Regions from separate parts of the Mus musculus genome. Here region 1 is linked to region 2. A link is a loop called in an ENCODE intact Hi-C map of the cell type or tissue named here. Cell type or tissue: heart. All regions are shown on one strand. Links, peaks and the distances in the headings refer to the core of each region. The heading gives the core; the rest is flanking DNA.

Region 1 (15,278 bases), core at 4,153-12,152, 66 kb before region 2:
CAAGCTGTAGTTGCAGGTCAGGTACCTGGAGCAGCTTATTCATAGGCTTGAGACCTGGACCAAGCCTGTTATTGGAGCCCTTTCTCTCGATCTGGACCCTTACAAGGCCTGGCTTTTCTCTGGGGAGGTAAAGATGAACATAACTCCCTTGTTAAGGACGTATCTTTTAGGGGCGTTTTCTTCCAGTGAGGATCAGCCTAGGGAGGGTGAACCCAGAAACCCTAATAGCCTGGAGTATGTCAGGGCAGAGCCACTCAGCAGCTGTGGCTGGCAAGAAGGTGGCCCTAACTGAGCAGGTGGTGTGGTTGGCTGGAAGCCAGGTATGGCAGGTGGACTGCCTGCCACATGAAGTGCCAGACAGCAACTTCAAACACTCTGATAACATCGCTGGCCTGAAGGTGTGGGCTTGCCCTTAGATAGGAAGGGACTCCTGTGAAGAAGGAGGGGTGCGGGAGTTTGCACCCCAGAAGCAGTTGACCTTGATGCTGTTAAAGCAGAAACAAGACCAGGGTACAGCCTCTAAGACAAGGCCAAGGTTAATTATGTCTGTACTCTCAGGCTTCAGTCTTGGAAGTTGGCTGTTCCCCTGATCAGTGACACATACAGATGACTTTGGGGACTTCTTTTTTGTTTGTTTCTGTGTCTGTTTGAGACATGGTCTCATTGTACAGCCCCTGCTAATCTGTAATTTTCAGTATAGATCAGGGTAGCCTTGAACTAGGACTCTAAACTACATCTAAAACTCACACCTTCTTGAACATCACCAACTCCTACCTAATCAACATCTATGCTGTGCCATGGTTTCCAAGTGAGGAGAGACTTCCAGAAACTCCCTGCTCTGCCTTCCTCTCAGCAAGGGCTCCATCCTCTGTTTCAGCCACAAAGCCTTAATTGACCTGCTACCTCTCTTTTCATCAACCCTGCCCATGACATGGGCAGTTACTCATCCTGCCAGTGATCACAACTTCCTAGGACAGTAACTCCCCAGCTTCTGGTAACTGGAGCAGATGTGAGGAACAAAGGAATCAGAGACATGTGGGGTTTCTCTTCCTGTGAAAGTTGTGTGTGGTTAAGAGACAGGGGAACGCCAGGGCCAAAAAAAAAAAAATGGGAATGGGTGGGTAGGGAAGTGGGGGGGAGGGTATGGGGGACTTTTGGGATAGCATTGGAAATGTAATTGAGGAAAATATGTAATATAAATAAATAAAATTAATTAAAATAAATAAATAAATAAATAAATAAATAAATAAATGTTAAAAAAATAAGAGTCATACTCCTAGAGACAGTGGGAGAAAGAAGGGGCACAAGGAAAGGAGTTGTCTCTTGGTGTTTATCAGTAAATCCACAAACATGGAGCTCAGTTAAACTATGCCAAAGTAGCTGGGTGGTGGTGTACACATTGAATCCTAGCACTCAAGAGGCAGAGACATGCAGATCTCTGGGGTACTCTCCAGAGCACAATCCAGGATAGCCAGAGCTACACAGAGAAACCCTGTCTCAAAAAATGCTATACCTGTATATATATTTCAAAGGAAAAAAATATATGAATAGGTAGGAAGAGATGCCAGGCAGGGGAAACATTGAGTCAAGACAGAGACAAAAACCCTCAAGGGAGACCAATTCTGCTTACTTCATGCTGAGGAATGATTGCACAAATGTGACAACCACATGAAGAACACCCTCTCTGAGCCACAGTATCTGGGAGGAGCCAGAATTGGGGCTTTGGAGTAAGAGTTGGATATAAGGATTGTGTACTGGAGTGAATCAGGTGGCAATATAGGTGGTTGGAATGCTGGCCTATATGGACCAGTCTGGCTAGAGTAAGGGTAGGTAATGCAGAGTATTCATGGCAGGAGCTAGGTTGGGGGCAGTGATCTTTAATCAGGCTTGATGCTATGTTTGGAGACTGTTAACAGCATCTTCATTCAGTGGTCACTTGGGGCCAGCCAATCAGCTGAGCCACCCAAGGTGGTACAAATTCCTGAAAGGTTAGGGGTCTGGGAGAGGAAGGTGACAGATAGTCTTGGATCCTCCACCAGTCTCTCCACTGCAGGACTAGAGGCAAGAGAGAGGAAAAGTGAGGCAGGATGGGCCAATGGCTGCTGTCTTCATCACTCCCTGGGTGAGACCTTGGTCCACTGATCTGAGGAGCAGTAATTCTGTTCTTCATCCAACAAGTATTTGGTGAGTGTGTGTTCTGGGCCAGATCTCACATGAGAGAGAGAGACAGAGACAGAGACAGAGACAGAGAGACAGACAGACAGAGACAGAGAGACAGACAGAGAGAGAGACAGAGAGAGACAGAGAGAGACAGAGAGAGACAGAGAGAGACAGAGAGAGACAGAGAGATGGGAGGAGAGAGAGAGAGAAAATAAGACCTTTAGCCCTTTAGTAGCCCACTTAGCAGCATGGACATCTTATGCAATAATATCCCATAATAACAGAAACAAAAGGCAAATGCTATATAGGATGGGAGTGCAGAGGGAAGCTTTCAGTTCTTGTGCCTTCTTCCAAGGAAGCAATGACTTCAGGCCCCCCTTGGCAATTCTGACAACTCAGGCACAGACCATGTGCACAGAAGGCCTTGGTAGCTGATGGGACATCTGTATAGGTAGGTCTAGGTGAGTCCACTCTAGGGAGCAGAGGATGACAGGTTTTGAGGGATGAGGCTGGGAATCATTTGGGAGCCACATGAATCCCTCCTGTGGTACTGACATTTTAGAAGGATGAAAAGCCATCAGACTCACTGTCGAGAATGCTCGGTGAGGGGAGGGCAGTGCAGGTGACATAGTCACGAGATGGCAGGAGGTATCTGTGGAGGCCACTGCAGATTCAGAATACAGAGCCTGAGTTAGAGAAATGAAAAGAAGGTGAGAGGTCAAAGGTGGTACAAAGGTCGTATGGGATGAGGAAGGTGCAGAGTGGGAGAGACACCTGAGAATTTGTAACTGTGAGCTAGTGGAATTCTTAATTCCTTTTATTTGACTTTGCTCCCTCTCTGTTCTGATGCGGATTCCAGCACACCCTTATAGATGTCTGAATAGCTGTGGGCATCGCCCTGTGGTCCACACCCTCTGCCTCTCTGAGCTGGAGAAAATGCAAGACTTGAACAACTAATAATTTGGACTCTAGGATTCATGCTGAGCTTGTGTAAACCACTTAACTTCTGAGGTGTAGATAAATCGCTCTCAATGGCCAGTACAGTGAAGGCCCCCTTACCAGAAAACTACTTTGAAATAATCTCTACTTTTAATTTCTTTCCTTTGTTTCTTGGAGAAGAAAGAGTGATAAGTGGCCACTGGGAGAATATTTTTTTATCCCCTATGAAGCACAGTCTCTATTGATATAACACAGGAAACTTCCTGAGCCAGCCTGGCATTTCCTCTGCACTGTCTTCCTTTAAATTGAGATGTGGTTTTTTTTGTTGTTGTTGTTGTTTTGTTTTTTTCGTTTTTGTTTTTGTTTTTTTGGTTTTGTTTTACAAAACCAAAAAAAAAAAAAAACCAAAAACAAGAAAACAAAAAACCCAACCTTTGTCCCTAATCTAAGTTAAGTTCTTTTATGTCAACACCTTCGGAAGGGCTGTCTCTCCTCCCTTCAGTCTCTCCTCCCTTCATCCTATGTCAGGACCCTGGAGACCAGACAAACAAGGTGGGGCTTACCTCATTTTTAACCCCAAAGGAGGAGGAAGACTGCCTTTAACTTTCTCAGTTTATTTGATTTTGCTCCCATCTTGGTTCTGATGTGGATTCCAGCACACCCTTATAGATATCTGAGTAGCTGTGGGCATCGCCCTGTGGTCCACACCCTCTGCCTCATCATCATGAATCCTCCCAGGTCATCCAGGTGACCCTGGGGTCCTTCCCTGGGATACAGAATGAGTCAGAGAATCACTTCCTCTGTTTTTACGACATGTTAAGCATGAAAGACAATGAGTCCAATGCACACAGGAGTGGCTGTGGAACAGTACAGAAGTCCATGCAGAAGTCAGACTGTCCTTATCGGGTGAGGGAGTTGGGCTCTTCTGGTTGCCAGTACAGGAATCAATGTTGGCTGCCTTCAGCCAGCATACATGCTAGAGATAGCAGAAGGCAAGTGCTTATCCTGGAATCAAAAGTCAACATAAAATGGGATTGGGGGTCAGGATAAAAATGACCACTCGTGTTCAGTTGCTAAAAATCCTGGTCTAATAATTTTACTAATGGGAGAGTCTCCCAGTCTCCAGGGTAAACCTGGCTACAGGAGGCAACCCTACAATCTCTCACTTCTGATGATCTGAACAGAGTGCAGACTTTGCTCATGGTGAAGCCTCTGGTGCCCCGTCCCCTAAGAATGTGACTGGCTCGGTTTCAAGGCATAGATCTCAGAGTAAAAGGTGGGGTACCCTAGGAAAGAAATGCAAACAGGGAGATTAGATTTTTTTAAAAAAAAGGTCAACACACACTCTAAAGGCAGCTCTGTCCCTCTAATCTTGTGTCCCCACCTCACCCCTCGGGCTCAGACACAATGGTGTCTGTATGCACTGAGCAGCTAAATGAACAGGTTGAATTTTATGGGCCCCACGTTTTTGTAACAGTTGAATGTGAACAATTTCTTTTTGTTCAATATAATATGCAAAACATGTGCTGACCAGAATTGAGGTTGCATTTTATTCCTTGAGTAAGTCAAGGGCTCTGTGGGGCCCCCCCACTCTCATGTTTTATGCCTCCTATATATTGGCAAGTGTGCTACAAAGTGGTGTTTCTTTTTCATCTTGTTCTGAGACAGTGTCTTGTGGAGCTCAATCTGGTCTCAAACTTGTTATGTAGCCAAGGGAAACCTTGAACTTCTAATCTCCTAGCTCCACTTCCCAAGGGTTGTGGTCGATTGCATATGCCACTCTGTTGCTTTATACAGTGCTAGGGATTGAACCTAGTGCTTCATGTGTGTTAGGCAAGCAGTCTACCCACTGAATTATGCCTCTAGACTACAAGGTTATATTTTGATGCACTCACACATGGTGGAATGATTATATCAGAGTAATTGGCAGAGCTATCACCCTAGATGAGGTAAGGAGAATCTAAGGACCAGGCACAAAGCTCCAGTCAGGTAGGAGGAGTACTTTGGGCATTAGTAGGTGATTTCTGATGGCATGTATATTTCAAAGTTACTGAAGGAGAGGATTCTAAATACAGCTTCAGAGACTTAATTGCTGTGGCAAACAGAGTCAGGAAAAGGCTAGAGTCAGGTGAGTCTGGTCACCCATCCTCTGGACTTCTGCCGGCTGTGGGTAAACTAGTAAGGACAGCCCTAAGTGACAGTCCCCTCTTCTCTCTGCCAGGACACCCATCCCCTCTCTCAGTGAGGAGTAGCTTTTTCCAGAAGGCGCTTCTGGAAGATCTTGGGCAATGCAGTTAACTTGGATTAAACTCAGGCCAGCATCATGGAGCTGGAGGCAGGAGCTATGCTTGCTGCTTGGCCACCATTTCTGGCTAGGAACCCATCATGGGCTGGAGCTTGAGGGCCTAGGGGCTGCTTGAAGCACTTGGTAGATGTTCTCCTTACATTTCACTCTTGGTACCTTCTCACAGGCAAGGAACCTGAGGGTGGCCTCTACTATAGTCAGTGTTCTAATTTTAGAGGCCATATCTCTCCCAGAGCATCTTGTTTTCAGTAATTACGAACACCAGTCATTGCTCTGAACATTCAGAGAGTACAGCTGATGTGTGCTTGGGCACACTTGAGTGCAATTGCATGCCTGTGTGCGCGTGTGCATGTGCGTATGTGTGTACAGGTATTTTCCTAAGCTGACTCCTCCCCAACTCTTGTCTTTTGATTCAGGATCTCTCTATGTAGCCTGGGCTGACCTAAAATTTACAATTCTCCCGCCTCTGCCTCCTAAATGCTGAGAATCTAGGTGAGAACCACCACACTTAGCTATTATCTGAAAGTCTCCCAAACCATCCAGTAAGCAGAATACACTAACCTATTTTTGTGCTCAAGTGGATTCTCAGCCAGGAAACATGAAGGAAGGTGGTGGTGAACATAGGGGAACACGGGAGAAAAAAATAAACCTGAAAGATAATATCATAAAATAGTTTGAATACTGCAGCTTAAAAGGAGCCCATGGAAATTTCCCAGACTCACAGAGATACTGTGTGGCACTCACTGGATGCAAGCTCTCACCTATTAACAGGTGAAGTTCCTCCTCCTCAGGTAATTAAAGTCTTGCCATGTGCTCTGCTGGATGCCTCCCAGCCAAGTGAGGATGCTTTTTCGCCTCCCAGGACCTCTCATCTGAGGAACCTGGAGAACAGAGAGGCACAGACACCAATCTCACCCCTCCCCATGTATGTGGTCTTATTTTCTGTGACTTCGGTTTTCCATAGAAAGACACGGTCCAAAACTGTCAAGGAGAAAATTTAGGAAATACATAATTCATACGTTTAAAATTGAACAACACACCATGAGTCAAGTGATGATATCTCAGGGCATCCATCCCCTTCTTTCCTGCCCAGAACATTTCTTAAGTCAGTGCATCCACACTGTGTTTGCTATCTTTTAGCCTCTTAGGAGCCATGTCAGTTATCACTCTGTTGTCATTGCATTCAAGTGCTTGTGTCCAAATGACCCCAAAGCTCCCTTTAGTGTACCATGTACACACACTTTGGAGCTGTCTGTGATCCCTGGCATCCACCCGGAAATGTGGCCTGTATCTCCCACGGACAGGCTGCCTACTATACCAGGATCTGCCCAATGTGGCCCAGTTAGTTGTGGAGTGGATATGAACCAAGAATGCCTACTTTCACAGCATCTTGACTGTCTATTTCAGTTTTCAGAGCAAAGCTACACTCTTCTTTAGTCTCCAGTATTACTTTATGGGAATTGTCTAGAACAGCAGTACCAAAGCCACCATGTGACATATGTAGTATATATGTGCATAACTGGCTATGACTTAGCATGAACTCCTGATGACACATGCAGCAACCAAGATACATCTCTAAAGTGCACTGGGTGTGAGCAGTCTTGCACAATGGGCCAGATGCTGTTCTCTGATACTCTCAGCTGGAGAATGATTGCCCTCTGTGAATAGACTAGACTGAGCAAGGGCCTGCAGGAGCTTACTGGAACAGCTGCCTTGTTCAGTGTCTCTGTGGGGCTTTGGTTAAGTAGGCACAATCTATTTGCCCAAACTCAATACACACATTCTTCAGCTTTGTGTGCCTCATTCACATGGATGAATTTTGAACTCTAGTGTAAAATGTGTATATCAAACACATGAGAAAGGCAGTAATTTCTTCACTCTACTTGGAAATGCATCAAAGAGCTAAGGTTGATTTTTGAATGGATAGAAACATGGATAAATGAGTAGTTAGTTACATGAAAGATCAAACAGAGCATGGTGTTGCTGGTAGCAGGGAGTTGTGGATCAGTAAGGTTCACTGTAAAGTGCTTTAAAGTTGCCTGTGTATTTGAGCATTCTCACGGTGGAATTTTGTATTGATAAAGAAAGCAATTATGTGGAGCCCTGGTGTCTCCTGGTGGCCAATCAAGGATCCTGGGACTTGGAAGGAGCTTCTACAGGCAGGGATCTGTGTTTTGCATTTTCCAGTCACAGCTCATGATCTTAAGCAAGTGCTAAAGTATTAAAGTACATGTTTCCCCAATGAAGATAAGGCTGAGGCCCATGCGATTTCCAGCCATGCCTTGCCAAAACTCATTTTCTTCCTGAGAATGTGGGCGTTTGTTGCATAGCCCAGGGCTTCAGGTCACACCTGAGAGATGGGACGCAGGTAACACAGTAAGCCAGGCTCTGAGAGAATCAACTGGTTCTACAGTAGAGCTCTTGCCTGCTGGCTTCCTGTTGGTGTATTTGGAGTAGTAGGAAACCACAGTAGTTATTACAAATAAATAACCCAGTAAAGACAAGTCTCTCAGATCAAAGAAGGACTGTGGGTCCAGCCTGGACCCAAAGCAGGCATGCCCCTTGGCACCTACTGTGGCCAGGGGAGGAGGGTGTGGAGAAGGTCTATCTGCTGTGCAAACATTCCCTGTCTCAGCCCTTCCTGGGTTTGTGAGAGCATGAGAACAGCAGCCTGGAGGGAGGCTGACTCTCTGAACTGCTGCCAGGCCTGCTAGGCTAGGTCTGCCTCATGACCTTCCAGCCTGCCTGCCCAACCCAACACGGGCCAGCTGGAGCTTCTGGTTATATCCCAACTGGAAGAGCTCCTTTGTGGGTGATTGTCTGCCTCAGAACTCTCAGGGGATCCCTCTCTCATCACCCTCCTGAGGGACTGCTCTGACTAGCCTTTTGTCATATGTGTGGTGACCCTGGTAGCAGACATGATGTTGGGGGGAAAGGCAGGGAGCAGAGAGGTAACATGACAGCAGCCAAGACTCTTCCTGTGGCTCAAGAAGAGGTAGAAAGGTGTCTCTGGGTCCAGCAAATTGAAGTTTGCACACTTCAGTGTGCACAGCCACTGCTAGAAATTGTCAATCAGTGGCCTGGGCCAGGACCTCTCATTACTCAGAAGCTTGCAAGTAATGTGGAGGCTACTGGTTACAGAACCACATTCTGAGTAGCATTAAAGCTGGCTATGGTTCCTCCCTGCATGAGTTCACACATCCTAATCAAATCCATGACCATAAACTGTGTCGACTGAAGAAAGCAATAAAGAGACTGAGAGGTACTGAGGGCAGAGTGGGAAGGGGGTATCCACAAAAGCTCTCCAAGAACAGGAGTGTGCACTGAGCCCCCAGGCTGGGGGTGTGGGGAGGGAGAAGGATATTAGATAGTGGGGAAAGCACAGGAAAAGATCTCAGGGGAGCACTGTCTTGGCATCTCCAAAGAAATATCCAACAGGCCAATATAGCTGGAGTGTGTGTGTGAGGAGAGTGGAGAGCAGCCATCAGAAGATCTGATGTAAAATGCCATGATTGTCCCTGGCAGGGCTGTGGAGGTTGTAAAGAGGTGAGAGTTGGGAGTAGGAGGTTAAATAGATGGTGTGAAAAATGTCTCCTCTCCTTCCCTTCCCTTCCCTTCCCTTCCCTTCCCTTCCCTTCCCTTCCCTTCCCTTCCCTTCCCTTCCCTTCCCTTCCCTTCCCTTCCCTTCTCTCCCCTTCTTTCCCCTTCTCTCCCCTTCTCTCCCCTTCTCTCCCCTCCCCTCCCCTCCCCTCCCCTCCCCTTCCTCCCCTTCCCTTCCCTTTTCTTTTCCTTTCCTTTCTTTTCTTTTCTTTTCTTTTCTTTTCTTTTCTTTTCTTTTCTTTTCTTTTCTTTTCTTTTCTTCTTCCCCTTTCTCCTATGGTGTTGACAGTTAAACCTAGGGCCTTCCTTGCATGCTGGGTAAATGCTCTACCACTGAGCAATAGCCCCAACCTTTTAAAATTCAATTTCATTTGGGACAAGGTCTCTAACTTATCTAGGCTGGCTTCAGACTTGCAGGTCCACAGGTCAGGTCCTACCTACTGTGGTGACAACACTGTTTTCTTTCTTTCTGGGGTGGCCCACATTTCTTGGGGACAGGCATGCTGCTGCAGTGTGGAAAAGGAAGTCTTTGGTCCCTGTTTTATGAGATCAAAGAGACCTGGAAGAACTTTCATCTTGCTTTCCCTTCTGGCTCCTTACTAGTTGGGACCGTTTCCATAGTGAATGTCAGAAACACAACTCAGATTGGCTTAAATAAAATAGAAACTTCATTGCCACGTGTAATTGAAAACCCCAAGGATGCTATTAGTTTCAAGAATAGTTGGATCTAGATGTTCAAGGCTTGTTCTTTTTCACCCCTAGGCTCTCTGCTCCCCTGTGCACACTTCACTTTCATGGTGTAGAGGCTGGCACTTGTCAGCCACTGCAGGATGAGAACCTATATCCCCAATAACTCCAGCCAATGCCCCCTCTCTTTATTGGGTCATTTGGCAATCTCTGAATAAGCCTAGCCAATAGATCCACTCACTTTTTCCCTCAGGAGCGCATGTGGCTGGCTTAGCCCCGCTCAAACCCATAAGAAGAATCAAGAGACAGGCAAGCCAAGCCCCCAGCATACTCTGGGAGCGCAGAAAGCCTGTGGCATGGTGGTGCTGTTTTTCTGCTTCCTCTTGATCATGCTCCTTCCTGCCCAGATCCATTACCTCCTTCACACTAAACACAGCATGTCCTTCCATCAGCCTCTGAGGCTTCACATTAATCGTCGTCATTCCAAACGGTGCCTGGACCCTCGTCTGATAAAATCCTCAGGCCATCCTCGCATACTCGTCCATCCCCTGAGTGTGTATGTGTGTCTGTCTGCTAGCCAACCTCCTCCGGGCAGCATTCTAATTGATTTGCTTGTTGGTTGATTGGTTTGTTTATGTTTTTGGAGACAGGCTATTTAGCCCCCGTTGGCCTTAAACTTGTAGTAATCCTAATTCAGGCTGCCGAATGCTGGAACTGCATGTGGTGAGCCTGCTGTGATTAGCTACTCTGTAATGTGAAGGATGCCCAGTTCACAGTATAGGTATCCAAATTCTATCACGAGCCCTTTCTGTGTTTAATAGGCGTCAACCCTGTGACGGCTGTATTGCACACAGCTCACGACAGTGCCGGGACTGAACTGAATTGCAGGACACCAGTTAGTGTGTACAGAGACCTGGAGACTTGTCTGGTGTAAAGCCCCCTGGCATATTCGGTAGCTAAGGGGAAATGCTTTTCCTTTATTTTGGTAGAAAAGAAAACACTCTTCCTTTTCACTGTGCCTCTGAGAGAGCTCCGCCTATGCCAATCATCCAAGGGTCTGGCAGGGCCACAAAAGCCTGAGGCTGGGCCGTGCCCAGGAACCAGATCTCTGAGACGTGAGAAAGAGACTGTAAGCTTGTCAGGTCTACACTGTGACCGCTCCCACCACACACATACACTCATACACATTCTTTATTGTTAAACAATCAAACACCCACTACACCTCATCTCCCCAGACCCCTCAGCTTATCTACCTTCCTCTCTGCCTGCCTTCTGAGCCCAAGGTGTGCTTACCTCACTCTGTTGCCATTCTCCTTCCTTTAGTTAGGGGCAGCTTTCGAATGATACTCTTCCCAGGCATGGTGGATCATGCATAAGCTCAGCATTTGGGAAACTGAGGCAGGAGGATTAACTGGAGTTTGGGGCCAACTTAAGATGAGAGTGAGTTCTAGGCTAGCCTGGGGTATAGAGTAAGACTATCTCGAACAAAACTAACTTAGTTATTAAGTAAATAAGTAAGTAAGTAAGTAAGACCTACTCTATACTTTACCATAGAAAAGTAGCTTGAATGCCAGGACAGGACTGTGCACAGAGCCTTTAGACACAGCTGACTTTCTCCAGCTGTCTCTCTGACAAAATTTCCCTTCCCACCTGTACTGTGTGGGCTGAAAAAACCACTTCCCTGGACCTACCACATTCCTGCTCTCTCCAGCATCTAGATTCAGTTTTTAGCAGGGCTCACTCAGATCTTGTGATATACTTACCATGTTTTTGGAGGCATTTTTCTAGCAGGAGAAATAGCAGTTATGGTCAGCATGGGAGCCATAGGTGGAGCATGGCCCAGCACAATGGCAAAGGCATAGAAGGAAAGCAGCAGCCAACAAGGGAAATGCCTTCCTAGATCAGAGAATGGATTGCACACTAGCCAAGTGGGTCTCTGCATCCGACAAAGATATCGTTTCTCTGACATGCCCAGTTTGAATCCTTATTTCCTTCCCTGCCCCTTGTCCTTTCCTGGTAGAGCTCCTAGGGGCTCACTACCCACCTCCTCGGTCCATGGTAGTGCTCCTTTTGCTATCAGCTCAGCCCCACTTGTAGCTCCCCTCAGACACTCTGCTCCACCTGTGTACGCCCGGACACTTTCAGCTCTAATCTCTCTCTCTCTCTCTCTCTCTCTCTCTCTCTCTCTTAGGTCTGCCAACATGTCACCTTGTCAGACAGCTCTTTCCTTACCACCCCTTTCTTCTGCTCTCCCCACCCCACCCTGCCAGCTCCCAATACCAGCAGATACTCACATCTGCTTGTTTGGCTTTTCTGCCTTCTCCACCCAACCCCAGATAGACTGTAAGTCTTCACATGATGCAGGGCAGAGTGTTTCCTGACAAATCCAGTGATGACCTGCCCAATAGGCATCATTGTGTATGAGTGTGTGTGTGTGTGTGTGTGTGTGTGTGTGTGTGTGTGTATATATATATATATATATATATATATATATATATATATATGATCCTGAAGTTCCCAGAATGCTTTCATTCCTGTCCCAGCAGTACTCCCTCCCCGTCCTGCCACTATGTCTCATAAAGCACACACTAGCCAACTTCCAGCTGCTCTCATCTTCCCATCTGCCAGTGGCTTGCATGCTTTCAGGAACAAGCTGTTAACTTTACATTGAAGGTACTTTATAAGCTGTACCTGCATCCTACACTGATCTGCTCAGCCTTGGCATGCTCACTTTCATGTACATCCTAATCTCTTTGTGGAACTATGAGCCCCCCTCCACTTACCCCACACATACCCTAGAGAGGAGCAGCATGGATCTCCAGCCTGATGGGACACCTGATGGAGATGGGGCACTTGGCAGAAATCTTTCTTGAGCCTCAGAAACAAGTGAGCATGCACGGGGAACTCTCAAGCCAGAAGGAACACCCAGTCAATTGCTGATGCTAGGATTTTCACTTAAAACTACGGCTGATGAAGTGTTTCCCATTGCCGTCACTTTCTGAGCCAGGGAAGACATGAGGCCAGCGACTCTGATTCTGTCCCACAGGAACTCTCCATGTTCTGGGATCCAGCCAGATGCTCATGGTCTGGTGTGTCCTGGCCACAATGAGTTAGCCCAGTCTGCCAGGAACAAAAGCCTTCAGCAGATAAAGGCTTAGGAAACTACAGTTGAGGTCTAGGGCAACTTGCCTTTGAATCCAATTGACAGGCTCCTGTCTGCAAATTCCTACTGGAATCAGCACACTTGTAAGGAGGCCAAGGAACCTGGGCTGGGTAGTACAGCTTCAATGTTCTTTCCAGATAAAGATCATTTTTCTAAACCCATCTGATGGGCAGAGAAGACTATGCTCCTATGTAGGGAAGGACAAGAGGCTCCTGAGAGATGCATGTCACAGTGGGAAAAGGTGTCTGTCATGTGCCATGAAGACAAAATGCTGGAGCTGGAGGGACAGTGGGGAGGGGCCTTAGGATAGAGGGCACAGCTACCCATACAGTACATGCTATTTAGACCTCCGTGTGCTGAGAAAAACATTCTTTGAGCTCTTCAATGCCTTAGTGGGATGTAAACTCAGCTCAAGTTCCATTTCTATCCAAGTGAGATACAAACCACTTTCGTTGTGAGATAGGAGGCAGCCATGACCTCACCCCACCCCACCCAGGGATGTCCCCAGCACTGGGCATGGAGCAGCAGCAGCAGGGCCAGAAGCTGAAACTGAGTTGGCAGGGGTGAAGCTAGAGTTCCATGAAGCTCAGATGGAAGACACAGTGCGAAGTCCCAGGGCATTTGCAGCTAGAGCTGGGAACAGGCTGTGTGCAGGCACCACGGAGTAGCTCAGCCATACCTGAAAGAAAAAAGATACTTGCTACCTGGGCAAGTGAGTCTTAGGGGTGTGTCAGGCTTCTAATATCAGGGTAATTAAATGAGGGGACATTGAGATACTCTGTTAACTTTTATAGCATACAATGGTCGCTCTGGAGAATACTGGAGGTGCTGAAAGAGTCCAAGACCCTTCTCTGGGCTACTAGCCCAGGTCACCCCCAAATGAGCTACAGGCAGGCTGACCTTAAACTTGACAACTGTATCTACCAGTCAAGACTTCCTCTCTTGCTTCATGATGTGTGGGGGTCAAACCCAACTTGACATTATTTTCCTCAGATGAAAGTAAGGCTTAGATGGCAGACAGAAAACCAAAGGAGAAGAAGTAGTACTTTCACTTAAATGGATCCAGTTTCAACATCAAAAAATATACTCACCTGTTTTATGGAAAGCACAGAACAGAGTCCAGAGTTACAGAGTGACTAAGTGGATAACTCATTTGTTCATTCAGTGAAGAGCTGGCAAACCTTCTGGTGACTGTCCAGTGCTGGCTAGGCCCTCACTGTATGTCAATACTTGAGCTGATGTCTTCCATTAAAGAACTTGGTTTGCAGCATCTGGGCACTCAGGCAACTGTGCCCTAAAGTGGAAGGGACAATAACCTCACAGATTAATGAAATACTTTTTTTTTTTTTTTGGTTTTTCGAGACAGGGTTTCTCTGTGTAGCCCTGGCTGTCCTGGAACTCACTCTGTAGACCAGGCTGGCCTCGAACTCAGAGATCCGCCTGCCTCTGCCTCCTGAGTGCTGGGATTAAAGGTGTGCACCACCACGCCCGGCTGATATACTTTTTAAAAAATATTTAAGCAGGGCCTAGGGAGTTAGCTTAGTCAATACAGTTCTCACCACACAAACATGAGGATCTGAGTTCAAGCACCCACATAAAAAGCCAGTGTGGCAGTGGGTGCTTAAAATCCCAGCACCAGAGAAGCAGAGACCAGTGTTCCCTGGAGCTTGCTGGACAATCAGCTTTCCCTAACTAGTGAGGCCCAGGTCACACTGAGAGACCCTGTCTTTAAAAAAAAAAAAAAAACAAGATGTTTCCTAAGAAACAACACTTGAGGTCAAACCTCTGACCTCCTCACATAAGAGCACACATATATACCCACATAGAGATGAACACACACACACACACACACACACACACACACACACACACACATGTTCATTCAGTAACCTGTGGATGCAAAGGAAGAAGCAGAGATGGAGACTTTAAAGGCAGGGAGAACTCAGGGAGGTAGAAACTGAATATTCAACTGTAAATTACAAAATGTGTGGAGTGGCACCTTGGTTGACAGTGGTGAAGTGGGGGAACATGTTTTTATCTTTTTTGACATTTATGTGTTTTATTGTATAGCTATTTAGTGTAAGTTTGGCATTCAATAGTTCATTAGTTATGGCTAATTTATTCACTTAGAGAGATATTTATTTATCAATTGAGCTCAGTACTTACTTTTTATTAATTATTTCATTCATTTATTTATATCCCAAGTGTTGCCCACCCTCCTGGTCCCACCTTCCAGACTTCTTCACCCCATCCTCCCTCCCCTAATACTCTGAAAGGGCGCTTCCCCTTCACCACAGGACATACCCCCTTCCCTGGGGCATTGAGTCTCTACAGGATTAGGCCTGTACATCCTCTCCCACTGAGGTCAGACAGGGCAGTCCTTTGCTGGGCCTTGGACCAGCTCCTGTATGCTCTTTGGTTGGT
Region 2 (15,278 bases), core at 3,552-11,551:
AGTGAAAGGGACTGGATGGTGGCCTCCAGGACTTCCACTTTTATCCCAACCCACCTTCTGTCTAAAAGGAGACAGCTTTGGCACTAAAGAAGAAAACCAGGCTCAGAGCTAGGGACATAGCTCAGTTGGTAAGAGTGTTTGTTGGATGTACATGAAACCCTGGGTTTGTGTATAGACAAGATGTGATCCCATACACCTGTAATCTCAGCATTCGAGAGGCTGAAGCAAGAGAATGAAAAATTCAAAGTCGCCAAGGCTACATAGCAAGTTTGAGGCCAGCTTGGGTTACATGAGGCCCTGTCTCAAAGAAATCTTTTAAAAAAGATTAGCCTTTCTCCTCAAATCAAGCAGGAGCTGGAACAGGCTGTAGGAAGTCATGACTCTCACATGATGGGAAAGAGAGACAAGTTCGTATTTCATTTGAAAGTCTGTGATGCATTTCTGAGTGCACACTGGTAGACCTTGTTTGGGAATCTGGGATAGGAACTCCATAAACTGGTGTGAGTTCTGTATATGGAATTGGCTATATGGCCCCAAGATAGACACTCTAGTTTAGACCCCCGTTTATGGAAGCTGAAGAGATGGCTCAGAGGTTAAGAGAACTGGCTGTTCTTGTAGGGGTCCTATGTTCAATTCCCAGAAACCACATGGTAGCACAAAACTATATATAATGTGATCTGATGCCCTCTCTGGCATGCAGGTGCACATGCAGATAGAATACTCATATACATAAAATAAATAAATCTTTTTTTAAAACTGGTTTATTTATCTACTCCACCACACACACACACATGCACAAACCACATGCACACACACAGGTCTGCTCCTCTCAGATCTAGTCAGAGAAATGCAGAATGACACTGGCTTTCTCCTTCTCTCACTGTAGACCCTACATCCATGAACATAGTCTAAGAACTGCTGGGTATATGGACATATTCAAAAGCATGTGCCTAGGTTGGTGTGAGAAGATGGCTGTAGGCAGTAGTAGTAGCTAATGTGTCCTTTGTCTCCAGGCTGGCATGATCATAGACAACGGAGTCAAGACAACTGAGGCCTCAGCCAAGGATAAACGGCCCTTCCTCTCCATCATCTCTGCCAGGTAAGAGCCCCTGGGAAACATTGTCCCTTGGGACCTCTTGGCTTGCTTCCTTTTCTTCTGCTTCAGTCCTGCATTTCTTCCCCTAATGAGTGCTCACTAGCTGGCACTGAGCCAGTTGTTGAGATATGGAACTGTGCTAGAAGTCTAAACTAAGTCTGAATTAGAGTCCAGACTCCAGTAACTGAAGGGAGAGCTGAAATTCCTAGCAATTTCCAGACCCCTCCACCGAGCCAAGACCATAAAACAGAGGATTGGGGATGGCCAGAGCTGTGACATGATGGGCAGGGAGACAAAGGTGATCAGAAAAAAAGCATCTACTGCAACTTTAATGGCAAGGAAATAGATAGCCAGGTTGACAAGTCAAGCCAGAGCTTAGCTGAAGACCAAAGACTGCTTTTAAAAGGTCATTGTCAAGGCTGGATGGGGTGGTACATGCATTTAACTCCTTTAATTCTGCACCTGAGAGGCAGAAGCAAGAAGATCTCTGCAAGGTCAGCATGGTCTGCACAGTGAGTTCTAGGCCACCCAAGGCTACATAATGAGAACCTATCTCAAAGGAAACAAAAACAGGGTTGTCAAACTTCAAGATCATTAGCAACAGTGGGACCGCTTATCTGTCTCCTGCATGGAGCTGGGTCCTAGAGATGTTACCTCCTGTCTCTAGAAGCTCAGAGTTGTTCATGACATAGCCAGTGAATATCTGCTGAGTCAGAGATATCTGGGACTTGTAAGTGGAAAGCAGCTTACAGAGCTCAGAAAGAATACACCCTGTATTCTCCCATGCTCCAGGTACAGCCCTCACCAGGACGCAGACCCACTGAAACCTCGGGAACCAGCCATTATCCGACACTTTACTGCCTACAAGAACCAGGATCATGGAGCCTGGCTGCGGGGTGGGGATGTGTGGCTGGACAGCTGTCGGTGAGTCTGGAAAGGAAGGTGGCTGCCACCAAAGAGGCTTGATGTTCCTCTTCTAGGCTGAAGAGTAAGCAAGGCAGAGAGGGTTCTAAACTTAATGACATTCAGCTTTCTGTTCCCCCTGCAAGACAGGAGTATAGGATGATATCAGACAGTGACCAGGGGAGGAAGAAACCCCACAGCAGCATGTCAGATTCATCAACAGTGCTGGGCACTATGGATTACTTATGGGGACTCTCATTCATGGTTACATGGGTAGTCAGTGCAGGAAGGGAAAAGGGGGTCATGGTCCTGTGTACTCACTGAGTGCCTAAACTCTGGTTTTGGTTTTCTTTTTTATTCTCACTATATTTCTCAAGAATGCAAATTTTAAAAATAAAAATACAAAATCCTAACTCCACTGATGATAAATTGAAGCTCAGTTAGTGTCTTAAGTTGCATAGCTAGTAAGTGGAGAGAGAGAGAGAGAGAGAGAGAGAGAGAGAGAGAGGGAGAGAGAGAGAGAGAGAGGGAGAGAGAGAGAGAGAGAGGCTTGATGCTTAAGGCCATTAGATTCTACACCCAATAAAACAAGCCAAAAACATTGATTTATGATGTAAAGTCCCCAGAAGTCTGATGCCAAACATGGTTCTCCTTCTGCAAGAAAATAATGAAGCACCCTGCCAATAGGGGCTACATCTTCTTATCCTCCACTAGACAGTTTAAGGAATCCCAGAGTCTGGCTGGCATCAGGGCTGTGGTCCTACACATAGACAGAGTTGACATGGTCTGGAGCTGACAGAATGATATCTTCCAGAACTTTGAGTATTAATCCAGTGTGGCTGCTGGGGACTTAGGGAGACTCTAGTATCCCTGGATGCAGGCAAGTATGGAAAAGGTTACTCCTAAAGGTGGGAAAGAAGACAGCCAACTGGAATACCACACTTTAGTTCTGGTGGGAGAGAATCGTAGATAAGGAAAGTGTGGATAAGCCCAAGAATTCAGCATAATGAGCAAGTGGGGATGGGTAGCTGTGTTTTAAGATGTGCTGAGTTGGAAATTCTCACAAAGAATGCAGAATAAATGTCTCAAATCTTCCAAAAACAAGATAGGACAAATGTTTGAGTCACCCATATGGATGGAAAAGGAAGTTGTGAGTGTCTATAATGTCCCTAGGGTCACAGTGGAATGTGAAGGGACCATAGCAAAACGCCAGGTGATACCAGAGATGAGGAAAAGCTGGGGACAGGGATTAAAAGAGAGATGGAGAGCTTGGTGCCCTAGATGAGACTTGGTTGATTGGTTTGGCTAGATAGATCTTTGAGGAGGAAACACAGAGTGCTGAAAGAAAGCTCCGTTGAGGTGTGCTGGGAACTGGAGAGCTTGTGGAAATCAGGATCAGCCCAGCATGGCTGAAACAGAAGGGAACAAAGATGACTTGGGACTTGGTGCCAGAGCAAAACCTGGGCTTGGGCTTATAGGAGATGTGAAGCCACTGGAGATTCAAGAAGCAGCGATGGCGCATGAAAATGGTGCCCAGAGGAGATGAACCTCTTGGGGTGTACTGGACAGGAAGGGAGACGAGGAACAAAGGAGATGAAGGCAGCACAGACCCAAGGTCCAGCTACTTCATGAGGCTATTTCAGTTTCTTACTATGGCTAAGAGTAGTCCTCACATAGCCTACGTTCAGTAGTGCTGGCCTTGGGGTGGGAAAACACAGCCCCCCACCCATCCCACTACCCACTGCCTTCCATTTCTCCTGATCAACCCCACAGGCTCTGGGGGCTCAACCAGAGGTGGGCTGGCAAAAGAGGCCTGTGAGTCCTAGCCCTCCTGTAGCTAAAGCTCCATGTTCCCACATGCTGAGTCACTGAGTACCCATGCCAAGCTGGGTACATCTTCTAGCTCTTTACCTGCCACTCCAAGGAATACCAAATCTGTGAGGAGGAACCAGAATAGCCATTTGCTGTGTAAAGTGGAAAATTACAATTCCCTCACCAAAACTCCTACCCCAAGGATGTCCACATAGACTCTGTTGACAAAGAAGAGTCCTTCCTTCCACCACCTCATTGACTGTGGAGTGAGAGCATGGGCTGACTGTCTGCTCTTGTCCCTAGGTTTGCTGATAATGGCATTGGTCTGACCCTGGCCAGGTAAGAGTGACTGCCATTGTGACTGGTCTTTCGTGGGAGTTTATGTTTGGACATCTCATTCCCGACATCTCTTCTCTGCAGTGGTGGAACCTTCCCATATGATGATGGCTCCAAGCAGGAGATAAAGAACAGCTTGTTTGTTGGCGAGAGTGGCAATGTGGGCACAGAAATGATGGACAACAGGATCTGGGGTCCAGGTGGCTTGGACCACAGTGGAAGGACCCTCCCTATTGGCCAGTAGGTTTGCAATGATGGGAACTGCCCTTTGTGTGAGTGAGTGAGTATGTGTGTGGCTTGAGTGATATCTGTGAAAAGAAAGAAGTTAATGCGTGACTTCTATTTGTTGACTTTGAATTTTTCTGCTCTCTATCAACCTGCAGTAATAGTTGAGACACAATGAGGATGAAATCTGGAATGAGGAAAGATGTCAAAACACACTTGTAGACTAGATTCCAAAGAGCACACAACCATTAGATGTTCAGGGAAACATGGTGTCCAGAAAATGGATTCTGAGTCCACTTAGCAACTCACATGAAGTCTTTCAATTCTGATTATAGCAAAGAGGCAATCAGGATGAGCAGAAGTAATCAAACCTGCAGCCTTGTCTCACACAGATTGGACTCTTAAACCAGAGACAGATCATCTCAAGGTGGCCATGCATGCAAGAGGCTAGGCTTGTTCCACTGAGGCCCTAGAATTGGTTTAGTCTTCTTTTCATGAAAAGAACAGTTTTTGCTGCTATAATCAGGACAGAAACATACACACTGAAACTTTCCACCTGAGTGCACCTGGAGGCATACAGAGGCTTTCACCTGGTCTTCTTGACTTATCAAGAAGCCCTTTCTTCCATTTTAAGAGATATGGAAGACCCTTTTATTTATAAGTGATTCTGAGTCTTCATTTCTAGAATTTCTTTCTAGAAGGTTACTACCCTCCAGGGACAGGATATTCTGGTGACTTCCTGATAGGCTCAGACAGGTTTCTCGCAATGCTTCTGAGAGAAGAGACCTAGGAAGGACCTTGCAGTTTTTATTGAGGAAGGTTAGGATCTTAAACATATGGTTTATGTAGAACTAGCAAAAATGTGCTACCTGAACACTTTAACTGGAAAAATGCATGGATGGGCCCTATGAGAACCAAGATCCAAGGTGATGGTACCACTGCTTACTAATATAAAAATATTGAAACACAGGGAATTTGGGGGTGAGTAGAGACTTCTTGGGAGCCATATGCATTATCTGGGAGCCTGAATAGAAGAGTAGGGACAGCTGGGGACAGTCTCTCTTTGGGATCAGAGCCTTCATGTACTTTCTTTTTCATCTTCATTCCCTTGCTTCCCTAAGCTCCACAAGGAAGAGAAGGGAAGGGACCAAGCCAGAAGCAGAGACGTGGGTATAAAAGGACATGTTAGGCATAGAAAATGACCAGCTTAGATTTGTAACCAGCCCTGGGAAAGGCTACCAAGCAATCTGACCAGTCCCCCATGGGCCTTCCTTTCACATACCCTGCTCAAGAGTGTCAAGTAAGTGGAGGAGGTACCACTGAGCCCCTCCTCCCTGCTCTGTCACTGATTCCTCCCTGGTCCCTCCATGTCTCCCAGCTTCCACCTCTTCCCAATTCCTTCCTGTTACTTGCCAGTATCAGACCTTCTCAGGGGCCCTGTGTCAATCTGTGGTCTTGCTTTTCTAGCAAAAGCTGTCTTTGCCTCTGGCAATGTTTTAAAAGTTGTACTGTAATTCTTTTCAATCATTGCTTATTCTTTGTATTTCTGTTCCTATTTCCTAAACCCAGCACATTGCCTGTGGATAGGTTTACAGAGGAAACGCATCTGGATCTTAATCTGATTAAACTGTTATAGCAACTAAAACTAGGACGATAGTGACTAACAGTGCTCCCCTCCCTCAAGGGACGAAATACTGGCAGCCTCTAGAAGTATTTACAGTATTTTCCTAGTGACTGGACACATTGATGGGAAGAGTAGAGAAACTGCCTAAACAGATCCCTAAGCCAACAACTTGATAGACATCTATTTATCTACCAACTTACTAGTCATTCAGCCAACTAGCTGTCTATCATCCATTCATCTACTCATCCAGCCACCCTCCATCTATTCATCTACCATCCATCTACCTACAAACTCCCCATCTATTCATCCATTCATCCATCTGCCTATCAGCCAGCATCCGTCTACCCATCCATCCACCCCAATCCATGCACTCATGTATCCACCATCTATTCCTCTACCAAACATTATCCAGTCAATGTATCCCTACCATCCATCATCCATCTATACAGACATTTATCCATCATTGATACTGTGCCCATAAATGCCTTCCCAGTGAATTAATTAACTTAATGATTTTCAGTGGAAGGAGTTGCTGGAGGTGGGGGATCAGGAATAACTTCACCCAGAAAAATTTCTTGTCATTCACCTCCAAAGAAGCAAACAACATGGCACTCAGCTGACACCTGTCTTCCTTAACTCCACAGGAATTTTCCCATTAGAGGAATTCAGTTCTACGATGGCCCCATCAACATCCAGAACTGCACCTTCCGCAAGTTCGCGGCCCTCGAGGGCAGGCACACCAGTGCCTTGGCCTTCCGCCTAAACAATGCCTGGCAAAGCTGCCCTCACAACAATGTGACCAACATAGCCTTTGAGGATGTCCCGGTGAGTGTGGTGTCAGGACAGGCTCCTGGCACAGCCAGGCTTCAAGTGATGACTCACTTGTCCCCCACGGCTTGGAGATTGAGCTGTTGCCATCACCACAAGGGTGGAATAGCTTCCTCCAAGTAGGCTGGGCCACGTCCCAGTTTGCTCTCTGCCCAGACTGGAAGAGTACAAGTTCAGATCACAGCAAGAGGTCAAGTCTGGGTGAGTGCCCGCTGGCCTTCCATCTGTACCTCAGGAAGAACTCCTGGGTTCTGAATGATGAGCTGGATGATGGAACCAGGCTACCTGAGTTGGCACAGATCATCTCAAAATTCTAGCAGTACCCAAGGGAAGTCTTCTGAAGACATTGTTTGACTTCATCCTGAAAGTTGATGTAAACAGGACTTTCCTGGCTGCACATGGGGACAGCGTGGGGAGCTGAGGGTCAGGAGAGCAGTCCAAGGATGCCTGTGAGAACTGCTACTTCTCATTATCTACAGCAGACAACATATATAGCCTGTGGAGAGAAACACTGTGGTCTTCCAAACCTTTCCCTCCTCCCACTCCTCTCCTCCTTGCCCTCTTCCTCCTCAGTTCTTCCTCCTCCTTCCTGCTACTGCCTTTGCCTGTCTGCTCACTCACAGATTAAGGCCACTGTGACAATACAAAACTTAAGTTATGGAATTTCTTCTCTCAGACCCGAGAGCCTGTAGGAGGTCAGTGACAGAGATATCCAATGGCTTTCACCGTGAACCTGTCCTCCTTAAACCCACCACACATAAAAGCTCATCCACACATTCACACACAGGTACCCCCTATACACTTTCTCATACAAACACCCACACAACCTCCCCCTTCACCAGCCCATTCTACAGAACACTCAAATTCTTCCAATCCTAAGCCCCTCCTCTAGCAGATCAGCCTCTAAGGCCACCTACGACAGACAAACCAGTGAGCAGAGCCAGAATTGTGTGCTAGTTTTGGGGGTTAAGGCATGGTGACACTCTGACTGTTTTTTGGGCTCCATGAGATGGTCAGCCATGCGGTTTCCTCTAGTGCCCAAGGGCAGCCTCTGTCTGGCTGCTTCGTAATGTCAGCGGAAATTGGAAACTTTGCCCTGGCCTGATGACGGCTGCAGTTTCCGTTCACCTCCTGCCTCAGGCTTATTTTCCTGGGCTCTGTTCAGATTACTTCCAGAGTGTTCTTCGGAGAGCCCGGGCCCTGGTTCAACCAGCTGGACATGGACGGGGACAAGACATCTGTGTTCCATGATCTGGACGGCTCTGTGTCGGAGTACCCTGGCTCCTATCTCACTAAGGACGACAACTGGCTGGTCCGACACCCAGACTGCATCAATGTCCCAGACTGGAGAGGGGCCATCTGCAGTGGGCGCTATGCACAGGTGGGGATGCCACTCTAAACCACTCACTATCTCACTCTCTCACTCACGTGACAAGGACTCAGAGAGCCTTCCGTGTGTCCAGTTAGTTCTATGTTGGGCCAAGAATGATGCAAGCTGTTCCTTCCCTCCTTTTTCTGCCCTTCACTCCCAATCCACAGGATTTTCAGTCAACACACTGTACTGGGTCTATCATGTCCAGTCCTAGCACTTACTAGCTGCTGGTCTGCAGCGTCACCCCTGGAGTCTCAGCATCCTCATGTGTAAACTTAAGCTAAAAGCCAAAGTTCTGTGATGATATTTTAGGAACGATTTTAGATAATACAAATAAAATCCTTCCTCCTGTCCTTTTTTAGGAAAAGAAATATAATGCTAGCCATAGCTTTCCTAGTAGTCATGTTAAAAGGTTAAAAGAGAGAGAGAAATTAATTCAATAGTATTTTACACATATTCAAAATATTATCCTTTCAACATGTAGTTAATATAAAAGTTATCAATCAATTTCTTTCTGTTCAGACTTCAAGCTTTCATATATATTTTATATTTCTAGTCCACTTCTTTCTTAATATTTATTTTATGTGTATGAGTGTTTTGCCTGCATATGTGTATATGCACTTCTTGCATGTAGGTGCCCACAGAGATTGGAAGAAGGTGTCAGTTCCCCTGGAACTGGAGTTATGGATGGTTGTAAACCACTATGTAGGTGCTGGGAACTGAACCCAGGTCCTCTGTAGGAGGAGCAAGTGCTCTTAACTACTGAGCCATCGCTGTATCCCACTAGCCCATTCCTTTGGAAATGTTAGTTCTCCTCAAAGTAACACAGGGGCCTACTAAAATAATCAAGTTCTGTTTTAATAAGAAGACTTTTTTTTCACTGCTTTTGTTTTGAAATTTATTGCACTTTGTGATTTAAATTCATTAAAACGGCATTTTTAAACTGGTTCCTAGGCCATATTGTCTTCATGTCCAGGAGTCATTGTGTACTTGTGACCCATGGCTAACACACAAAACAGTGCTATACAATGTCTGGAATGTAACAACCTGAAATAATGCCATGACCCTGTGACCATTACTGCCTTTACTTAGATGAATGAGTGGTGAAGGCGTGAATGAATTAATGAATTGAAAGAGGCCAGAGAAAACTGTCTGATTAAGAAAAAAGCACAATGCCAGGTGTGCCAGAAAAGGACGTATGTGAGTGAAGGTGTCTTCAAGACCATGGTGGGCATCCTCATCACCATAGCAGACGTCAGAAAGTGGAACTTTAAGAGAATAGCTAAATGGAGATTTGGTGAAGGAATAGAGGTAGAGAGAAAGTCAGTGCCATGCTGAGAGGACAGGGCTCCAGAAGCCAGGTGGGAACAGAGTGCAGGTTGGGAGAAGGGCTGGCTTTAACAAAAGGAGAGCAAGGACAGGAAGTTGAGGCAGTTTCTTTCTGAACTGGAGAGTGAGGTCATGGGCTGAGAATCCAGGAGTGGGCCTGCAGAGAGCGATGATGGCTGGAGGAGCCGCTGCAGAACATGGGAACTGTTGACAAGAGGCATGCAGACGGCCTGCCGAGCAGTGTTGAAAAGGAGACTGAAACAATGCCTCTCTCCTAGGCTAGGGGATTTTCTCAGCCCCAACTGAGAGCTCTAGAAGCAATGGCAAAGGACGATGATCCAGAGCCAGGCTTCTGCCACATGTGTGGACAGGGCAAGGGCGAAGATACCAGTGGGAATGATGGACTACAGAAGAGGAGGGGAGGAGAGCTTGTGGGTGGGAATCATGCCTGCATCACTGAAGGGTGACCAAAACCATCAGGGAGCAGCCACACTTCTAGCATTATCCACCTGGTCCATGGGCTGAGGCAGAGAGTGAATAGGACAACACTCACAAACACACTCTCAGAGCAAAGGCCTAGTTGTATCTGCAGTAGAGTTTGAATACACCCCTCCCAAGTGCTACAGGCCCTGACATCTCAACTGCTAGGAAAGTGGAGGCAGGAGAATTGCAGATTCATGGCTTGCTAGAGCTACAGAGTGGGTTTTAAGACCAGCTTGGGCAGGCAACTTAATGAGACCCTCGTTGACACAAAGAATAAAAGAAGGCCTAGGGTACAGCTTAGTGCTAGAGTGCTTGCCTAGTGTGTACAGTGTTTAATGCCCTATATTTAGTGCCCAGTATGGGAAAGAAAAAGAAGGAAGAGAGGGAGGGGTAATGAAGGAAAAAATAAAGGAGGAAAGAAGGAAAGGAAGGAAGAAAGGAAAGGAGGGAGAGAAGGAGGAAGAAAAGACAGAGTCCTCTCTCCCCTGTTTTTGTCCTTCCACACTGCTTCCATTTTCCACAGTTCACCACGTGACTAGCAGCCAACTCCTAGCAGTTCCAGTGGTCACGCCTTCAGCAGAGGTCATTTTTTAGAAATCATAGAACATGTCAGCTAAGCTGCACAGTGCTACTTGGGCTGTGTCCGCCAGCACAAAGAGACATCCCCTTATTTGGTCTTCCTTTCATCCCGGCTCTGCAAAGAGACGGTACCTCTGAGAGTGCCCTTTGAGTTCAGATGTTAGCCAGACCCTCTAGAACAATCCCTTCTAACAGCCTCCTTGTACGTTTCCTTTTTGGGTTTTCAAAGATGTACATCCAGGCCTACAAGAGCAGCAATCTGCGCATGAAGATCATTAAGAATGACTTCCCCAGCCACCCGCTCTACCTGGAGGGGGCCCTCACCAGGAGCACCCACTACCAGCAGTATCAGCCTGTCATCACCCTGCAGAAGGGCTATACTATCCACTGGGACCAGACAGCCCCCGCCGAGCTTGCCATCTGGCTCATCAACTTCAACAAGTACGTGAGAGCAAGCAGGATAGTGTGAACCAGGACAGTGGTGCCCGCTGAGCTCAGGCAGGGGCAGTGAGAACACCTCACTGTAAAATCTTGGGGTTACTGCTCACAGGACCTCACCCTGGCCCCTTTAGCCCGTCAGAGGTACACAGATAGGTTCTCATTACCTCGAGTTAAGAATCTAAGGGCACAGGCTGAGGCTGCATAGTGGGCCTACCTTTGTGCTGAATAGCTAACCTCTTGGAGGCTTGGGGCGACTACCACTTGCCAAGTGAACAAAGAATGTGTAGTGAGCTCATGATAGGATCGCCCAGCTCCTGGTATTACCATGTGCTCAGTAGATGGGGTGGGGGGGGGGGAATGCAGGGCATTGCTGATGTTATTTATAGAGAAGGGAGCAAAGCTCTCTGAGGGCATCTTAATTACATTTTTGTTACTGTGGTAAGATATCCTAACAGAATGGCTTAAGGAAGGAAGGAAGGATTTATTTTGGCTCAGGGTTTGAGGTCTGTCATGGTGAGGACATCTCATGGTCAGGAGCTTGAGGCAGCTACTCACATTGTATCCCCAGTCAGGAATAAGAGGGAGGTGACTGCTTCGTTTTATTTGCTCCAGGACCCCAGCTAATGGAATGATGTCATTGACATGTAGGGTGGGTTTCACCCCACTCAGTTAAGCTAATCAAGAAAATTTCTCACAGGCATGCTGAGAGGCTAACCGAATCTAGATAATTGCACAAAGCCCAGACCAGGGGATTATGTCCTTTTCTAGATGGTCCAAGGGCCTGTCAAGTCCACCAATATTAACCACAGCCAAGAGGAAGCAGTTGGGTTAAGCACATCAGGTCAACTGTGGGTATTCACATTGAAGCATTTCCTGCATGCACTGTGTTTTCATCCCTGTACTCCTGAGACAGACAGGTGGAGAGAACAAGATGAAGAGCCATTCAATTGTCCTCTTTTAGGGCCAACCCTAGCCCTCAGTTGCTTATGGTCTTTAGTCAAAGAGTACCATTTTCCCAGCCAACACCCACCCAGAGCACCTCTAGGTCATCCCTTGAATGCTCACAGGTGACCCATCCTAATGACTGTCCTCGGCCACTGGTGGTCACTATCCTCCTTTTCTCCCTGAACACTTTGCAACATAGTTACTATTGTTTCAAAACTTCTCATTTAAGAATTCTTTGGCCACTATTCCTGTGGTGTGCTCAAGGGCCCTTGCCTAGAACTAACCTCACTTTCCTTTTTAGGGGTGACTGGATCCGAGTGGGGCTCTGCTACCCAAGAGGCACCACCTTTTCCATCCTTTCAGATGTTCACAATCGCCTGCTAAAGCAAACGTCCAAGACTGGGACCTTTGTGAGGACTCTGCAGATGGACAAAGTTGAGCAGAGCTATCCTGGCAGGAGCCACTACTACTGGGATGAGGATTCTGGGTAAGGGTGCTCCTGTGGTCTGGAGGAATGAGACTCCTTCATTATGTATCTTGGGTTTCCCTATAACCCTAAGAAGTGCAGTGCAGTTTATGCTAATGAACACAGAATGCTTCCTTAAGCACTTTAACCCTAACACTAACCATGCTCTCAACCACTTAAAGACATCAAGACGTTGAGAGGAAAATAAATTCTCTATTAAATCTGCAAGTGAATCATAGGGAATTTTTTGGAAAAAAAAGTTAAGGCAAGAAACAAAAACAAATAAACAACCATGTTGTGTAAATCCACTGCCCCCAACCCAAATGGAACAAACAATATTCTAATTTGAAGATGTGAAAAGAAGACCCTGGAAGAAAAAGAGTAAATTGCTCTGTGGTCATAGCACAAACCTACCCCAGCAGGATCTGAGCCTAGGGCTAGCTATACCCCCAACCCTCCCACTTCTGCCACCTGGGTCCTGGTCAACGGAGACACAGTAGAAGCAAAGTGTCTGCATGAAGACACTAGGGAACTAGTGATCATTTCTCCTAAGTAAATCTGTGGCCAGGAGATGGTTCAGTCAGTCAAGCACCTGATATGCAAACACGAGGACCTGAGTTCAGTCCTCTAGAATGTACGGAAAAAAAAAATATAGTTCCCCCCAGAACTAGAGGGGGGAGTGCAGGTAGATTCCTGTATCACTAGCCAACCTAGTTTAATCTGCAAAGTCCAGGTAAAAATAAAAGTTCCTTTCTTAAAATTTAGTATGGACAGCTCCTGAGAATGACACCAAGAGTTGACCTGTGGTTTTCACAATCATGCTTACACATATGTCTCTGTACACACACACACACACACACACACACACACACAACCCAGACTAATTGTTGAGGAAGTCCAGTATGCCCCAGAAGGATAAAGATGGCCACAGAAACATGAAGCTGGCCACAGAAGCCTTCTAGCGAGTAAAGTGAAAGGTTATTTAATGGGCATTTTTCTCTTTCTTTCTTTCTTTCTTTCTTTCTTTCTTTCTTTCTTTCTTTCTTTCTTTTTCTTTCTTTATTCCTTCCTTCCTTCCTTTCTTTCTTCCTTTCTTTCTTTATGAGGAGAAAACAAAGTAGCTGCTCTATTTTAAAAGAATAATCAGCTTGCCATAAGTAGGGGTAAAGTGAATATAGGCTGGCTGGGAGAGGGAGTTCCAAGGTGGTAAATGAGCCCTGGCTTGGCTTTAGCTGTATTCTTCACAACTGGGTTTATCAGTTATTACCCGAGGGAGTATAACCAAGTAATGAAATATTGTATAATAGAAGGAAACTAGGAGCCCTAGTTTCTTCCTATCCCAGGGCCTTGGCATTCAGTTCAGCTCACTGGAGCATCCATGGGTTGTAGGTCAAGGCCAGAGCTATGATCTGTGTGGGAGTATGGGATGGATGATCTCTCAGACTCCCCTTGCTCTGATCTGGCAACAAAGAAATCTTAACACTGTTAAGACCAGTAAGAGACTGCCAACTTCTGCCTCTGGGTCCTTAGCATTGATTCTTATAAGGAAGTGAACATCAGTGTGATGTGCCCATGGGCAACCCTCAAAGAAGGTGTCACCTCTGCAGCCTCCCCCACCATGCAGAGCATATGGATGGCACTGGCTCTGTCCTTGACCTTGAGCTGGGGACTGCTATACCTGACAGTTTCCATCACTTAATGCCAAGAACAGGAGTAGTTTTTGTTTGTGTGTTTGGCTTTTGTGTTTTTGACAGGCTATCACTATACAGCACTGGTTGACCTAAAGCTTACTACATAGACCAGGCTGTCCTCGAACTCACAGAGATCCACCAGACTTTGTCTTCCAGGTACTGAGATTAAAGGTGTGTGCTACCACTCCCAGCAGAACAAAGGGTCTTGCTTTAGAGTGCCTTGAAGCAGCTCAAGTCCACCTCGTGTGAGGGTTATTCCCTCACATTCTCTCACACACATGAGTGCCTGTGTACACCAAGTCTCTGGAATCAGACTCTTCTCTTCATCTGCCTTCTTTTCTCAGTTCCTTGGGACAGCAATGGTACAAAAAAGTCACAGTAGCCACTTCTCACCTGCCCTTCCAACTCAAGTACCAACTGGTAAACAAGACCTGCCATCTCCTTCATTCCGGCTCACAAGAGAGTGCATCCTCTTGCCTCCCTATAGCTAATGAACAACCTATTAAGAATCCAGTGTGAGCCCTTACTGTGGTCAGAGTGGGTAGAGTAGGCTCTGGCACCCTGGCCCAAAGCCAAGTGGGTTCATTGAAAATTGGCTCTCCCGATGAAGAGTGTAGAGACAATCAGGACCTTATCTTTAGGTTTTGCAGACAGGACTTGGCTTGAGAGCATTGCTTTGAGATGAAAGAAAAATAATAAATGCCAAGTTAGTACTGTGGCAGCTACATAATCTGCCTTCCTGGAACACGGGCCAGGTTCCTTCGCAGCAGTTATTATTGGAATAAGTTATGGCTTGAACAAAAGTAGAGTTAGGATCCATGATGGGACGGGAAAACTCCCAGCTCTGTTATTCCCAGTGGTGTGGTCAGTTCTCTGAGATAACTGGGAATTCCCAGTTCCCATCTGGGAATCAGTGTGAGAATAGTACACTGTGGGCAGGTTGACAATTAAGTGAGATGATATGCCAACCGACAATTGAATGACATGTAGTTGGTCCTCAGAAAATATTTGCCAGAAATTTTAGCTCCTTCTTCACTATCTATCCATCTATCCACATACACACATCATGTGTGTGTGTGTGTGTGTGTGTGTGTGTGTGTGTGTGTAATTATTCTTCCAGCTGCATCTGACTCTCTAACAAACACAAT

The links. Peaks named below come from ENCODE experiments on the same cell type or tissue, not always from the same donor. Only the 100,000 strongest peaks of a DNase experiment are listed, where the experiment ranks them.
Region 1: a loop joins it to region 2, with 2.1 times the contacts of the local background. A loop is called at or near these places in 2 of 42 quality-filtered maps.

What each region holds. Positions count from the first base shown.
Region 1 is chr7:84,011,315-84,026,592 of GRCm38, reverse strand. The region is part of intron 1 of Cemip (cell migration inducing protein, hyaluronan binding); the gene reads left to right. Gm30440 (a long non-coding RNA gene) reads right to left here. Exons shown (of 9, transcript XR_378308.2): 3 at 13,946-14,148; 4 at 11,455-13,533; 5 at 6,166-6,385; 6 at 5,966-6,053; 7 at 3,663-4,385; 8 at 2,748-2,846; 9 at 1,858-2,055. Among named protein-coding and RNA genes, the nearest start is that of Gm30440, 49 kb to the right of the region's middle. In heart, for the core only: no CTCF peak of the experiment used is centred there; a DNase peak (open chromatin) is centred at 8,102; H3K27me3 peaks cover 571 bases.
Region 2 is chr7:83,944,330-83,959,607 of GRCm38, reverse strand. It overlaps Cemip (cell migration inducing protein, hyaluronan binding), which reads left to right. Exons shown (of 29, transcript NM_030728.4): 17 at 1,014-1,099; 18 at 1,889-2,020; 19 at 4,115-4,150; 20 at 4,232-4,387; 21 at 6,641-6,821; 22 at 7,990-8,205; 23 at 10,817-11,028; 24 at 12,275-12,460. Among named protein-coding and RNA genes, the nearest start is that of Gm30440, 18 kb to the left of the region's middle. In heart, for the core only: no CTCF peak of the experiment used is centred there; DNase peaks (open chromatin) are centred at 6,837 and 8,117; H3K27ac peaks cover 2,076 bases; H3K27me3 peaks cover 285 bases.